2 separate regions of the Homo sapiens genome follow, and region 2 is linked to region 1. Evidence: read pairs that join two places in POLR2A ChIA-PET (ENCODE). Cell type or tissue: OCI-LY7. All regions are shown on one strand. Links, peaks and the distances in the headings refer to the core of each region. The heading gives the core; the rest is flanking DNA.

Region 1 (8,108 bases), core at 2,284-4,783:
TTTTCTGATTACAGGAGTTCTGTGACCTGAACGGTACACTTGTAAACCTGTATTCTCTGTTCCTAGTAACATATAGTTCAGGACTGGAAAAGAGCTATAGAAATTCCATAAGTACTTAACCAACCACCTCACCTTTCTATGAGTTTCACAACAGGATGTTTTTATTTTTTACCTTCGTTTCCCCAACACTCTCTGGTAATGAAACAACTGAGAAATAAAACCACCCAGGGAGGCGGGGAAAATCCAACACACTGGTTTCATCTAGAGTTGTTGTCCTGTATAAAGAAACCAAAAACACTTAAGAGTCTCTTTTTCAAGTAAAAGCGTAAAACTGATGTGAATTCAGTCTCAGTTTTAAGATCAGAAGGACTCTATAGCCTGAGTTGCAGGGTTGGCTGCTCTCATTATCTGAAGTTTCAAGAGGCCCTGAAGTAGAAATGAGGAAATTTTAAAGTGTCATTTTAGAAAAATCCCTGCCTCTTTAAGGGCCGATTATAAACGAACATAGGCAATGTCTGGATTTTTTAAAAAGTTTTATTGAAATGTAGTAAGTTCTAAAATAAGGCAGAGAGGTCATATATTTAATGCTGAAAGGGGAAAGTGATGCTCAAAGTCACACAAAGGCTGCAGGATTTGCTGACTCAACACCTTTGGGGCTAGAAAGAAATGAGGAGTGAGCTGGATGCAGTGGCTCACGCCTATAATCTCAGCACTTTGGGAGGCCAAGGCCAGCAGATTACTTGAGCTCATGAGTTCAACACCAGCCTGGGCAACATGGTGAAATCCCGTCTCTACAAAAAATACAAAAATTAGCTGGGTGTGGTGGTGTGTGCCTGCAGTCCCAGCTATTTGGGATGCTGAAGTGGGAGGATGGCTTAAGCCCAGGTGGCAGAAGTTGCAGTGAGCTGAGATCACACCACTGCACTCCAGCCTGGGCAACAGAGCAAGACCCTGTCTTAACAACAAAAAACGCTGGGTGCAGTGGCTCACACCTGTAATCCCAGCACTTTGGGAGGCTGAGGCAGGTAGATCACTTGAGGTCAAGAGTTTGAGACCAGCCTGGCCAACATGGTGAAACCCCATCTCCACTAAAAATGTGGTGCCTGTAATCCCAGCTATTCAGGAGGCTGAAGGAGGAGAATCGATTAAACCGGGGAGGTAGAGGTTACAGTGAACTGAGATCACGTCAATGCATTCCCACCTTGGCGACAGGGCAAGACTCTTCTCAAAAAAATAACAACAAACAACAACAACAACAACAACAAATTTAAGGAAACAAATTCCTGGTTAGGAAGGTGGGTGAAAAAAAAAATCTATACATGTAGGCAAGCAGTTTGTGATATGTGGACTAATATTCCAAATCTCACTCTAGTACTAATCTCATGCTACTTGGTATAAATAGGTATTTTAAAGTGAAACATTTAGCATTCCCTAGGAGATTCAACAATACAAATATTGGCCACTCCTAGAAATAGACTTTGGACCTAGAAACAGTGTTTGGTATGTTAATGGGAATAGTGGGAAGAAAATACATTGGCGGACTATACAAATATTAGAAAGAAGATAAATATCTTCACTATCTTATGTCAGGACTTACAAGCTAAATGTTAGAAGTTTCCTCTTTTTTTGCCTAAAACTTGAATGCCAGAATGAGCTGAGTTACAATGCAGCACGGAAAACTGATCACTGGTTAAAGTGTGGTTTCTGGATCTTGTTACTGGATATTAAAGCTCTTTGGCAATGCCTTCATATCTGTTTAATGACTAGAAAACAATTCAAGAAAAGTGACGACAAAGACAATAATTACAAAATAGGCTGATAACCAGAGTTAATTATGATTGCCAAACAGAAGAAATGTTTTTTTAAGAAATGATGTGTTAATATGATGTGTTAATATCAGTAGATACAAAGGATATAATCTGGTTGACTAAAATCAAACTGAAATTTCACTGACATAGTAAAGTATCACTTTACAAGATAGTCAATTTGACCAGTTCATTGTGAAAAAGAGCATTGTTCTCTTTTCTTTCTCACTTGTGATCCAGACAAAACAAATATCTGATATATCAAAACAATATTTAAAAAAAAAATACAAAAGTTCTATCAGTTTCATATAACCTTAAAACTCTACCCAAACTGAGATGCTCAGGTTTACATAAATATATATACATATATATCTTTTAAATCCCAGAGTCCAAGACACAAGCCCATAGGGGTGTGTGGCCATCAGAGGCCAATCGTTTAACTCTGGGAGTGTATGACTGTTATGAGGTGGGTGGGTCTCTGACCTACATTTATAGCTGTCAGTTTTGAACACCCTTCCCATGAGGAAATCTTTGCCTTTTGTTCAAAACGTCTGAACAAAACTCACCTCTGAACTAACAGAGACGTTAACGGGACACCTGGCACAAAAAGGGCTTAGAAAAACATGTTCTTATAGAGTCTCTCAGGCTGTCAGTCATCTAGACACAAGTGAGTCAGCGTCCATGGTGTTCAGAAGATAGAGTTCAGGCTGAGCTGTCAATCCCAGATGGCACTAAGGAAAAAAAGATGGAAGAGGGTTAGACTGATTTTCACGTATTTATTGAAATCAGCTTTTAAGTACCTATAATTAGCACATCAATTTAGGCCTTTTTTTCTGTACTGCTATATTGATTTTTATTTCAGAAAAGAAATGGCTTACAGATACATACATGAATGGCTTCTGATATGCAAAATAACAGGTAGGAGCTGAAATAGTTAAGGACTGAGATGGTACCAAATGTCCTTAGCAAAATTAGCACTCTGACTATTCTTGTGACACACTCTGCCTAAGGATGGGTGCTTCAAATCAGGATAAGAACAAACAAGCAGAATGCTTTTGTATTTTACTACTGTGTGAATTAGAAATCAAATTCCCAATGGTTTCAATCCTGAGCCCTATTATCCTTTGGCACTGGAGCAGAGAAAAGCCTTTCATTTAAAAAACAAAAACATGAAATGGCATGTACCAAGAGGGAGAAAGATGACCTGTGGGTCCCAAATGTTTGTCAGCCTGCATCAGAATCACCGAAGCTGCTTTTAAAACACAATTCCCAGCTGGGTGCGGTGGCTCACGCCTGTAAACCCAGCACTTTGGGAGGCCAAGGTGGGCGGATCATGAGGTCAGGAGATCGAGACCATCCTGGCCAACATGATGAAACTCCGTCTCTACTAAAAATACAAAAAAAATTAGCTGGGTGTGGTGGCACACACCTGTAATCCCAGCTAATCGGGAGGCTGAGGCAGGAGAATCACTTGAACCCAGGAGGCAGAGATTGCAGTGAGCCGAGATTGCACCACTGCACTCCAGCCTGGCGACAGAGTCAGACTCCGTCTCAAAAAACAAAACAGCAAACAAACAAAAAACAATTCCGACTGGGCACGGTGTCTCATGCCTGTAATCCCAGCACTGTGGGAGGCCGAGGCGCATGGATCACCTCAGGTCAGAAGTTCAAGACCAGCCTGACCAACATGGCGAAACCCCTCGACTAAAAATACAAAAATTAGCGGGGCATGGTGGCGCATGCCTGTAATCCCAGCTACTCACGAGGCTGAGGCAGGAGAAACACTTGAATCCAGGAGGCAGAGGCTGCAGTGAGCTGAGATCATGCCACTGCACTCCGGCCTGGGCAACACAGCGAGACTCCGTCAAAAAAAAAAAAAAAAAAACCCACAATTCCAGACTCCACTCCTAAAGAACTGAGTCTAGATGGTTTGTGTTGGGACCTGTGAAGTTGTTATTTTTTTTGTAGAGACAAGGCCTCACTATGTCACTCACGCTGGAGTGCCAATGACACAATCTTGGCTCACTGCCACCTCTACCTCCTGGGCTTCAGCCATCCTCCCATCTCAGCCTCCCAAGTAGCTAGGACTATAGGCGTGTGCCACCACACTCAGCTAATTTTTTTGTAGACAGGGTTTTGCCATGTTTCCTAGGCTGGCTATGAAGTTATTTCTTTTTACTTTTTCTCTTCTCGAATACACCTTGAGACAAGTTTGAGTCTCATTTTAGCCCTATTATTATTACGCAGAGCTTTTATTGTTATCCTTTGGCACCAACAGCCTCTAAGTTAATGCAGAATGCAGACTATAAATTTATTGGTAGCAACTATCCCTATTTTAGTGTAATATAAAGGCACTGGAGTTGGGTTCAAGCCCTTAACTCTGCCACTTTCTATGGCCTTCAGCATGTCACATATACTTTTGGAGCCTTATTCTACTCATTTGTAAAATGTGAATAAATGCTACATTTGAAAATGCCAAGTACAGCCAGGCACAGTGGCTCACACCTGTAATCCCAGCACTTTGAGAGGCCGAGGCAGGCAGATCACTTGAGGTCAGGAGTTCGAGAGCAGCCTGACCAACATGGTAAAACCCTGGCTTTACTGAAAATACAAAAATTAGCCAGGTGCAGTGGCTCACGTTTGTAATCCCAGCACTTAGGGAGGCTGAGGTGGGTGGATCATGAGGTCAGGGGTTTGAGACCAGCCTGGCCAACATGGTGAATCCCCATCTCTAAAAATACAAAAATTAGCTGGCCTTAGTGGTGTGTGCCTGTAGTCCCAGTTACTTGGGAGGCAGAGGCAGGAGAATTGCTTGAACCTGGGAAGGGAAGGTTGCAGTGAGCTGAGATCGCACCACTGCACTCCAGCCTGGGCAACAGAGTGAGACTCCATCTTAAAAAAAAAAAATTATCCAGGCATGGTGGTGGGCACCTGTAATCCCAGCTACTCGGGAGGCTGAGGCAGGAGAATTGCTTGAACCTGGGAGGCAGAGGTGGCAGTGAGCCGAGATCATAGCACTGCACTCCAGCCTGGGTGACAAAGCTCGACTCCATCTCAGAAAAAAAAAAAAAGAAAATGCCAAGTACACCAATATACTATCTCATGTGAGTCTTCGACACATATATTTAACACATTACAAACTGCAGTGTATAACCTCACAGGCTTGCAGTGATGACTGTGTGAAGACAGATTAGACCAAATGATGCCCAGGATAAAACTATTTCCAACTAGTGGGCTAGGAAAACACTGTATTACACTGGCTTTAGGACATGGAAACAGCTCTTCAGACATCAGCTTGCTTAATTTAGGCTTAAGTAAATAACAGCAATTAAATATATTGACAATTCATTGAAGCCTTTCCCAAGTGAGCAATGGTGGTAGACTTCTTCAATACGTAGTAAGCAAGGGTTGCAGTATTGGTCCTGTGATGCCCACAGAGTGTCACTTAGATGACTTAGTTGATAGACCACTTTCATTGGAGATGTTTGTTATATTGTTCTGAGACATTGAGAAATGAGACTAAATGGCCTGGAAATAGGCTAAAATACTTCCGGGGGCAGAGAGCTAATGCAAATGAGTGAACTTATTAACTAGTAACTCTTGGCTATTGCTGGGATAGGACCATAGAGGGCCCTGTCCATTCTCTACACTTGCCAAAAGCATTCAAACTTACTTTTAAAAATTCTGCACAGGGACCAAAATCTACCAGTTGGCAACTTCTGCCTAATGCATATTCTAGCACTAATCAGAGTATGAAACAAATGCTTCAGTGTGTTATGTTCCTTGTGCTGCTAAACAACAAAGCTTGGTGACAACCCAACATGAAGGGTATACTATATATTACACAGGATAGTTTGGGAATGAAAACATGGGTTCTGGAGTTAAGCTATGCGAGTTCAAATGCCAACTGCACATTTCATTAGTAATGTAAATGTGGGCAAGTTACTTTTGGCCTTCCAGTTGACTCATCTACATAGAGGCTGATCCTCTTGTTGTTACAAGGATTAAATGAGATAATACAACTGTTCAGGCCAGGCCTTAGAACACAGTACTGAGTTAGCCATTTTTAAATTCATAAGCTAAGGGACTTAGAGAAGCTGACAGATTTAGATTCATTGGTCCTACCAATGAAGGAGCAGAAGGTATTCCAGAGGGCAGAGCTAAAGGAAATGTTTCAAAACAGGATCCTCACATTGTTTTGAATCCTATTTTAGTTCTGAAATTAAATCCAAAGTAAAGAGAGAGCACTAAATGAGGAAGGACAACATGGAGAACAAAATTCTTCCTAGATGAATTCCACTGTGTTACTCACAGGGAAGCCTTGCAACAGAGAAAGGGAAAATGAAGTTCTGGTGACACTCCTGGGACAAATCAAGTGCTGACTCAAGTTTTCCTGTCATGTGCCTAGTAAAGTTCACTGTGCCTGAGCTCTGCCTTTGTTTTTAATAAATGGTGTCAATATTTCCATTTATATCAGGTCTGCCAAAATGCTCCTTGGTCTTTAAGCTAAATGAGTTTGGTTTCTCTTCAAATACTAATTTTTCATTGGCAGCACATATAGAATGTAAAAGTGAAACAGTGAAATAAGCTACAGGTAGAAAATAGTCAGCTTAGAGAAAAGCAGAATAAAATTTTTTTCCCAAGTTTCAACATGGTAATGATGTGACCTTTAGCTATGGTAAAACTATTTGACTAAGTGGGTAAATGGAAATTAATATCCTGGTATCTGCAATTAATCCAAGCTTTCTGAGGACTAAATCCATTTATTTCTCTATCCTTTCTAAGGAGAAAATCCTAACAGTGTGGACTTAGTGTGCCATTCCAGGTGGTAGTTGCTGTTTCAGTATTTTTTGTATCAAAGTTGTTGTAACCCTATTAATAAATTATTTCAAGGTTAAAAAAATACCCAGGAAACCAAATTGGAAAAAGAAATTTTTTTTTAATTAGAAACCAAGTTTACATACGGTTAAATGGTTACTAAAAGCTCAGTTGTAACCACTCCTAACACCACTAGCAGAACCTCAAGGGAGCCAAGAGCTCTTCCCTTTTCCCCTGTTAATTTCCAGTATAATGTAGCAGCACAATTATTTCATGTCACATTTAAGAAGAACAAGAACCAATTTATATAAAGTACAATTGTATATCCTTAAACATTCCACATAAACACACTGTCAAAACTCACTGGATATGCTGGAATTGGAGGACTTAAATTTCTACATATTATTTATTGCACCCAGAGTACTGGTTAAAATGCACTTTCTGTGAAGATCAAATGCAATAACGTATGAGGGTATTTTTAACACTGTGAAGTACACACATAATATTATAAAATGCCATTTAATTGGAAGGAGTTTTCTATCATTGCAAGTCATAAATATAACTTTTAAAAGAATACTAGCAGCTTTTACCTAGGCTCCTAAATGCTTGTAAATCTGAGACTGACTGGACCCACCCAGACCCAGGGCAAAGATACATGTTACCATATCATCTTTATAAAGAATTTTTTTTTTGTCGTCAGTTTGGCCTTTCCTACTGCAGCCAGGTGAGAGCTTAAGATGTCAGTCCCCAATATCTTCACAGAGTGCCTTTATGACCAGTTTGGAGAATTACGATGGTAAGGGGAAGAGGCAGATATGAAGAGGAATGGTTAGGGGAATTGTCATTCATAACTCTGTGCTATATTACTTGAGGGGCTAAGAAAAATGTATGGTCAGTGAAACACAGTAGTGTACCCTTAAATGCCTTATAAAAGACCATCCATCCAGTCTGCGCTTTTGACTGTGTGCAAGTATCAGTAATAATGCTTTTGGGGGCTCAGATGAACAGCGAACACCAATCAGCCAGGACTCTGGAAGGAAAGCTCCAAAAATGAGAAGTCCTTCAACACCATTTTCCATTACTGTTCTCACCAAATCAATGACTATAAAACAGTTTTGATTATTTATCTCCATCAAAGTGATTTGATTTGAGATAATCACACAATCTCAGGCTCGGTATGTAAAAATGTCAGAAGTGGCTGAAGTAAAAGCAGCAGCTTTGTGCTGAAGACACCCATTTCCTCTGACTCCAGAGCTCCACCATCTGGTCTCAAGATTTTTCCCTCTGAGGAAACAGCTGTAGAGAGGTAGCCCAGTTCAACTTTGCTGAGACAGTGAACTTTGCAACCATACTAACACCTACTGACTTGCAGAGAACGCTGAGAAAGACAGTGTGCTTTGCAACGGTTAAGTCCACAGCTCCTGAGATTGCCTCGCAAGTCATCTTGGGCATGAAGCAGAGCGGTGCATCAGAAAAACATGACGA
Region 2 (8,108 bases), core at 2,633-5,132, 210 kb after region 1:
ATTTGTTTGTTTATTTTTTTGAGACAGGGTCTCACTCTGTCATCCAGGCTGGAGTGCAGTGGCTTGATCTCGGTTCACTGTAGCCTCTGCCTCCCAGGCTCAAGCGATTCTCATGCCTCAGCCACCCAAGTAGTTGGGATTACAGTCTTGTGCCCCCACGCCTGGCCAGTTTTTGTATTTTTAGTAGAGACAGGGTTTTGCCACGTTGGCCAGGCTGGTCTCAAACTCCTGACCTCAGGTGAGCCACCCGCCTCGGCCTCCCAAAGTGCTGGGATTACAGGCATGAGCCACTGCTCCCGGCTGCTCTCACCAGTTTGGATTAGGTAGCCCAGACGTCATCAATACCAGCTGAGTGTCAGGGGAGAGGGACCTGAGAGACAGATGTCATGAACCCTGCTCCTAGGAAGTAGACAAGCCAAGAGAGACCCTCATGACAGGTGTGCTCTCAGCTCTAAGCTCAGGTGACAGTCCTGGGGAATAATACAAAGTCTTGCTTACCATATAGTCACCCTTTTGTAAAGTATAAGTCAAACTAATTATTAAAGTTCTGGCTTCCTATCCTGAAGAGTATACCTTTATAGTGACCTGGGAGGCCAGGTTTGGATTTAGAACTCCTTGAAGTCCCATGCTAGAATGTGCCCCAGTCCTGGCCCTCAGCCCGTTGGCTGCCTTCTCTTCCCTCTCCCCATCTTGCACTGCAAAGAGCCTGACGTACATGTGTAGACACCGTAGTCTACATATCCAAGCTCTGTCACCCTACTGTCTGACAAACAGCTGCCCTTTGGCCACGGCAGGGCTGAATGTTTGTGTTTCCCAAAAATTCCTATAATGAAACTGAATCCCCAATGTGATAGTACAGTTGTCCTTCCATATCTGTCGGGGATTGGTTTCAGGATGCCTGAGGATACCAAAATCCACAGGTGCTCAAGCCTCTCATATAAAATGGTGTACTCCAGCCTGGGCAACATAGTGAGACCCCATCTCTAAAAACAAAAATAAAAAAATTAGCCAGGTGTGGTGGCACATGCCTGTAGACCCAGCCACTTGGGAGGCTGAGGTGGGAGGATCACTTGAGCCAGGGAAATCTAGTGAGCTGTGATCACGCCACTGCACTCCAGCCTGGGCCAACAAGTGAGACTCTGTCTCTAGAAACAAAACAAAACCCACCAAAAACAGTGTAGTATTTCCACATAACCTCCTGTGCACATCCTCTTGCATAAAATTATCACTGGGTTACTTATAATACCTACTAATATAATGTAAATGCTATGTAAATAGTTGTTATACGATATTGACATTTTTTGTTTGTTTTGTTTTTTACTGTTGTATTAGGGGGGTTGGGTTGTTTGTTTGTTTGGAGGCAGAGTCTTGCTCTGTTACCCAGGCTGGAGTGCAGTGGTACGATCTCGGCTCACTGCAACCTCCATCTCCTGGGTTCAAGCAATTCTTGTGCCTCAGCCTCCCAAATAGCTGGGATTACAGGCATGTACCACCACACCTGTTTAATTTTTGGATTTTTAGTAGAGACGGGGTTTTACCATGTTGCCCAAGCTGGTTGCGAACTCCTGAGCTCAGGCAATCCGCCTGCCTTGGCCTCCCAAAGTGCTGGGATTACAGGCAATAGCCACCACACCCGGCCTGTTGTTGTTTTTGAATATTGTATTTTCCATCTGAGGTTGTATCTGAGGACACAGACCCCAGGGATATGGAGGGCTGACTAGATTAAGGTGGGGCCTTTTGGGGTGTGATTAGTCAAGTAAGATTAATGGGATTAGCTCCCTTATAAAAGAGGCCAAGGGAGCTTGCTTGCCCTTCCACCATGTGAGGTTACAGTGAAAAGATACCTGTTTATGAGGAAGAGGGCTCTTATCAGACATCGACCTTGATCTTGACCTTGATCTTGGACTTTCCAGTCTCCAAAACTGTGAGCAATAAATTTCTCTTGTCTGTAAGGCACTGAGTCTAAGGTACTTTGTTGTAGCAACCAGAGCAGACTAAGGCAGCCACCTCTTAGACCTACAAGTGTGCACACCAACGGCACAGCTCCTGGAACCCAGAGAGGAGGGGTCCAGGAAGTGGGCTTGGCAGAGAATTCTGGGGCTCTAGGTATAAGAAGGGTGTTCTAAAAGGAGACCCTGTGCCCTTCTGTCTCTAGAACTGAATCCCCAATGTGATGGGAGGGTCGTGGTGGCAGGAGGGCCCAAGCAGGGACTTCTGAAATGGGAATCCAGAGTACTGACCCCTGCTTTCTTGCAATGGGATTTTCCAGGCTGCAAGCTGACAGCAAAGACTGTCACTTCCCTGTCCTCTGACACTGTTTCACTAATATTTCTACCCTGAAGAGTGAACAGGAAACAAGCAGACCAGTACAAAAGAAAAAATACTGTTTATTCCACACAACTACATCAAGCGCTTCTTCCCCATTCTCCTCTCCCCTTGCTGCCCCTCCAGCCCTCAGGAAGCTTTGTCTGTGTTGGGAACAGTGAGAACCTCAGTGCCAGAGCCTGGTCCAAGAGGCAGGAAGGAAATCTGGGCATGGGAAGGTAATTGGATTTCCAAGAACACAAAAATGTCAGAGTCTCGCATTCCAAACTCGTGTGTTCCTTAGTCCATTTGGCTGAGTTCTTTCCCTGGACTTCACCTGGATAAAATGCCGTGGTAATGCAGGGTCAAAGGCCCTAGCTGATCCACCAGGAAAGTTTTGGTCTTTCTTCCATTTAAAACAAAACAAACAAAACTCCACACAGTTAAACCATTTCTGTCCATTCTCCTCTCTTTCCATAGTAAAGACGACACTAAGCTCTGGTGTAAGTCCAGAAGATGTTTTCAAAACAAAATGTATACCAACTCCTTCAGAGCCTGATGCTAACAAAAAATAAAATAAACCTACCTCCTAGGTGAGAGGTTCAGGCCCCAGCTGCTTCCTGGGGGGTCTTACACTGTGGGAGGAAGGGCAGAGGTCACAGGCCAGCGAGCTGTGCTTTGGGTAAACCTCAGGGACACCCTGCACCCCCATGCCTGGGGAACTCAGCCTGCAAACCTCCCACCCCTGGTATTGTTCCTCTGAATGACCAATCCATCATTCCAGCAGAGGAGAAATGGTTTAGTTTTAGCTCAGCTTTGGGAAGACAAATTTAAATGAGGGAGGGGCTGAGAAAGCATGGCCAGGCCTAATTTAGACCAGTGGTTCATGATTGTTTTCCCATCATGACACAGGACAGATGGTGTTCCCCTGCACGTCCACCACCACAGACACACCCTGGATTATGTGCTATTCCCAGGGTGCCAGCTGTGACCCATTTGTCTCTCTCAAAAAAGAAAGCATACCTGAATGCAAGCGTCTGAGCATGAAAACCTGCATCGCCATAAGTTTTTGTTTGTTTGAGACCGAGTCTTGCTCTGTCACCCAGGCTGGAGTGAAGTAGTGTGATCTCAGCTCATTGCAACCTCCAGGGTTCAAGCAATTCTCCTGCCTCCACCTCCCAAGTAGCTGGGATTACAGATGTGCACTACCACACCTGGCTAATTTTTGTATTTTTAGTAGAGACGGGGTTTCACCATGTTGGTCAGGCTGGTCTCGAACTCCAGACCTCAAATGATCCGCCCACCTCGGCCTTCCAAAGTGTTGGAATTACAGGCATAAGCCAATGTGCCTGGCCTAATTTACTGAAGTGTCAGTCACTGAATCCTTTACAAGCTCTGGAACTTAACTATTCTCACTGAAAACTTGTTTGCAACACCCCTCCCAAATGAGTCTGTCATCTCATTGAGGCAGGTCGATAACCCTGAACTAGAGTGTGGAGACTCTCTGTTGGAGACACGCTCTCCTGAAAAGCTGGGTCAGGCAAGCTGCCCACCTGCTTCCTCACCTCTGCTACACTCTGGCAGGCATGGTTTGTCCAAATGCAGCAGAGCGTGTATGTGTGTGTGTGTGCGCGCGTCTGTGCGCGCTGCACGTGCGTGTGCTAATTCAGCACACAACTGTCCTCCTCTTACTGGCCAGGCTACCAAGAGGGTGGCCACGCTGGCACTGCAGGGCCTGGGAGGCACCAACAGTAAGTGGGAAAGGAAACAGGACACCAGAGGAAGCTAGGCTAGGAGGTGGCTCTGCACCAGTGACTGACAGAGGTGGTGATGTGTCCCCAGCTGACGGTCCTTCCCTCAGGGTGGATCATGGGAGGTCCACTGGAGGCAGCTGTTAGAGACCAGCCTCTGTAAGGATAAGAGTACTGAAGACAGGGGTGGTTGACCCCCGTGACTTGGGGCCCTTTAGGGATAATCTACACCGCAAGCCTGTGGTCATCTAGGCAAATCTCAGTTCTCTCCTGACTTCCTGGAGTTACATACTGAATTTTAGGGGCTTTCCAGCCACAGTGAGGCTGGAAACTCACTTAACAGCTTGGATGAGAGCTAACCCCCAAGGTACCATAGCTACCCCGTCTAGAAGCAAAACTCAATCTGATCTGGGGGTGTCCTTGGCTCAGAGGACACTGTGGGGATTGCTTACACACAGACATGGTCTGAGACTCGACAAAATGAGATTTCTCCTCCCGTATCCAAGGCTTAAAGTTACAAAGAAAATTAGAGTTAAGTCAACTTCCACAAGAGACCTTCCTGGGCTCCATCATTTATTTCAGGATGTTGTCCTTTCCCCCAGGGCCTTGCTGTCTGGTTTATTGTTTAATTTGCTCCTTTTGAGAAGGCCCCAGTATTGGGTTGGGAATGGGTGTGGGGACAAGAGAAAGAAAGAGAAAGTCAGCATTCCTTTCCTTATTTTTCTCCAGAGTTGCCCGTTTGCTTGCATATCCAGTCTGCAAGTTCTCTTAACCCACGTTTTTTTGTGGGAGGGATGGCCATTGACAGAGATTAAATTAAAATATGAAAGAACAGCCTTATTTTCTAAATTCCCAACCTTCTGCAGACCCAGGAGAACTCCAGAACAGGTAGAGTTCACTGTTGCTTCCTTCCAACATGGATTAAGAAAAGGTTCTGTTTTAGTGCAATTTTCCCCGCAAAGGAACCAGGAAGAGGTGGAAGAGGAGATCCCATGTTCCAGCCCCAGGGGTTTGGGAACCTTCTGACCTTGAGGTCAAGGCAGACATGGAGTCTGACCTTCTGAGCAGCACATCACACTTTTTTGAATTTTATCTCCCAGGTCCTTTCGGTGCACCTGCAGGCAAAGTGTGGGGGGCGGAAGGGCAGTGTGAGGCTGTGTTTCCACTGGATGAGTTGTCATACCTGCCACACTAACACAGAGGAGCAAAGGAGAAGACAAGGTGGAAAGAGAATGCCATCAAAAGCAAGAGCTAATGGCCAGTGGTCCTTAGGAGCTGCTTTAGCCCTGCCCCAAAGACAGGGAGTTTCTGGTTCCCCACCAGAATTCACCCTTCAGAAACCATGCTAGCAAGGTGCTTCTCTAAGTGACGTCACAAATCCTCTTCTTCGGAGTGACCAGCCCAGAGCCTGGAGCTCTCGTGTGGCCCCCTCTGGCCTCCCCATGATGTGAGATGTGTGGGAGAAAAGAGGGACATTGATGCACATGCACACGGTGGAGTCTGATGACCTGGGGTGAGCACAGCTGCACGTGGCAAAATGACAGGTGCTGTCATGGCAGTGGCTGCAGCCGGATGCCACGGGAAATGGACAAAGTGCTAGAACACAGGGCCAGGGGCTGAGCCCTAAGGGATCTGAAAGACGTTCAGCTTGCTGGTGTTCTTGAGCGTCTGGCGCCGATTGCAGAACCAGACCCGCACTACCTCACGGTCGTAGTTGAGCTCCTTAGCAATTTCAGTGATCTCCTGGCCTGTGGGCAGTGGGTTCTTCTCAAAATAGGCATTGAGAGCCTCTATGGCCTGGGGGGTGAAGGAGGTGCGGCGTTTGCGTTTCTTGGAGGGCTCGCCTCCCACAAACTCCATCAGGTTCTGCTGGCCTTCCTGGTTCCGCAGTTCAGCTTCGTTTAGCCACTTTTCCAGCACCGGCTTTAGCTTCTGGGCACTCTTGGGTGTGATGTCTAGCTTCTCGAACCTGTGGGCAACCCATACCCAGGAAGAGGCAGTGAGAGCATGTTGGTCTCTTTGGCACACCCCGCACCTAGGTGCAGGCTCCATCCTCAAGGGGCCGCTCCTCTAGGGGCTGGTGAGACTGTACCCAGTGCTCCCCTCACCACCTCCACCAAGACCCCTCTAGTTTGGCCAAGCCCAGACTCCTCAGACCCTCTGATGTGCCCGGTCCTAACAGGGAAACCATTCCCACGGCCTCGGCTCAGTCAGTAGTGGAATAATAATAGTGCAACTGCCTTACAAACAACCATTCTAGAACGTTCCCCTAAATGAATGAAGTCCTTTTGAGGAGTCACCTTGGGAGGCCTCCAGTCACACTCCCATAGCAGCATCACTAACAAGTCAGGCTGCTCTTTCTGGCTGAGCTGGATGTGGTGACAGGATTCTCCACAGGATGCTGGAGGCACTCTAAAGGTCACTCTAGCCTGACCTATGGAGCTGGCAGGCAGATGAAACCTTTTGGCCATCCCTGAGCCATGCGCTTATTCTTGTTTGAAACTCTATCCCTCCTGGCACCAAAACTAGTTTGTAGGCTGCTTACAGAAAACTCAGCTATGTTACTTTACAGTCATTCCTTGTTAGAGGGGAGATGGGAGCATGATGAGGTATGGTGGGTTACAGTTAAGGGCCAACATAGAATGGAAGTTCCCACTTTGGTGACTAATTTTATAAGCTGTACTCCTTTCCTGCTAGAATTCCTCAGTGGATTAGGGTCTTGGGTTCCCCAAAGAAGACCCATATTAATGCCCAGGATTGGAGGATAATCTTCAGAGGACCTCAGAAGGACAGGGTCAGCCTTTGACTGCCCCAGGTGTTCATATCTACCCTTAAGATGGTCTTCCTTATCTGGAAAAAGGCTGGAGCAAGGGGGCATATGGAAAAGGGGCCGGTGCTCAGGTTCCCATGAGTGCCCGGTGGCACCAGGCAGCTGAGCAGGCCCTAATCCTGTCTAGGGCAGCCTTACTCACCGGCAGATGGCTGACTGGCTGTAGGCTGGACCTTCCGTTGCAGTCAGAGCCTGACCCACCTGGGTCTGTGTAAGGCCCAGCGAGAGCCGCCGGATCTTAAAGTTCTTGGCAAACTCCCGGATCTCTTCTAAGTTGATCCCATCCTCATCCAGACTTGGAGTATGTGGCTCTAGGCCAGAGGGAGGGAGCAGGGATGAGTGTGTAACATGGGAACCATCCCTGCTTATCTGGCTCATTGGTCTGAACTGACGCAGTAGTGAGAGGTGAGGACACCTGGGAAAAGGCTCACGCACCTTCAAGACTCTTATCACCTTTGTCCCCAAGACAAGCAAGAGTTGAAGGGGCCTAAACTAACCTCTCCAGGGGTAAGGAGCTATTTTCAAGTTCTTCCAGCTCTAACTGCTCACCCTCCCCCATTCTCCCTAGGCCTGGCCCCAAACACACTTGTTGGTCACCCACATTCCTCAAATACTGGGTGAGAGACCATAGCGGAGACAGCCCATGGCTCGGCCTCTCCAAAAAGCAGCCAGCCAGCCAGCTTGACAGCCTCCACTGTCATCGTGCCCAAACTCCACCTCAACAGGAATGGGAATAAAAAAGCCAGCCCCTCATATTGGGCCTCTGCCCTTCCCCTCTGGACCCCAGGATATCAAGGAAAGCAGCATCTGAAGAGATTGGGTGCCCACATAAATGCCTCCCCACTTCTCCACACTACTTCTCCAGGAGCCACTTACTGGACACCAACTGGCTGACGGTGGGGGTCTCTGAGCAGGTAATTGGGATAGGAGCAGAGGCAGATGGCTTGGCGGCTGGAGCTGGGCTGGCAATGACCACAGCAGGCTGGGGCACGGTTGGTGTGGGCTGGATGGGCTGCACCTGTGAAAGGACAGACAACAAGCCTTTGCTGCCCTCTGCCAGGCTCAGGGAGTTAAAATCCCTGGGTGGACCAGAGGCAGGGCAAAAACAGACATGAAATCCTCACGCATGCAGGACATTCCCGCCTGGGCTCTATCATAAAACAAGACTAGGCAGGGCATGGTGGCTGATGCCTGTAATCCCAACACTTTGGGAAGCCAAGGCG

Evidence for each region. ChIA-PET counts read pairs that join two places held together with the same protein. Peaks named below come from ENCODE experiments on the same cell type or tissue, not always from the same donor. Only the 100,000 strongest peaks of a DNase experiment are listed, where the experiment ranks them.
Region 2: POLR2A ChIA-PET joins it to region 1 with 11 read pairs; 2 of 35 experiments call an interaction of 5 or more read pairs at or near these places.

What each region holds. Positions count from the first base shown.
Region 1 is chr12:50,979,268-50,987,375 of GRCh38, forward strand. It overlaps SLC11A2 (solute carrier family 11 member 2), which reads right to left. Exons shown (of 16, transcript NM_000617.3): 16 at 6,725-8,108. Among named protein-coding and RNA genes, the nearest start is that of HIGD1C, 31 kb to the left of the region's middle. RefSeq lists a silencer at 2,426-2,626. In OCI-LY7, for the core only: no CTCF peak of the experiment used is centred there; no DNase peak of the experiment used is centred there.
Region 2 is chr12:51,184,569-51,192,676 of GRCh38, forward strand. It overlaps POU6F1 (POU class 6 homeobox 1), which reads right to left. Exons shown (of 11, transcript NM_001330422.2): 9 at 7,762-7,903; 10 at 7,028-7,196; 11 at 2,368-6,024. The coding sequence ends at 5,679. Among named protein-coding and RNA genes, the nearest start is that of TFCP2, 15 kb to the left of the region's middle. RefSeq lists a silencer at 3,758-3,897 and an enhancer at 4,268-4,477. In OCI-LY7, for the core only: no CTCF peak of the experiment used is centred there; DNase peaks (open chromatin) are centred at 2,943, 3,873 and 4,223; H3K4me3 peaks cover 2,014 bases; H3K27ac peaks cover 2,500 bases.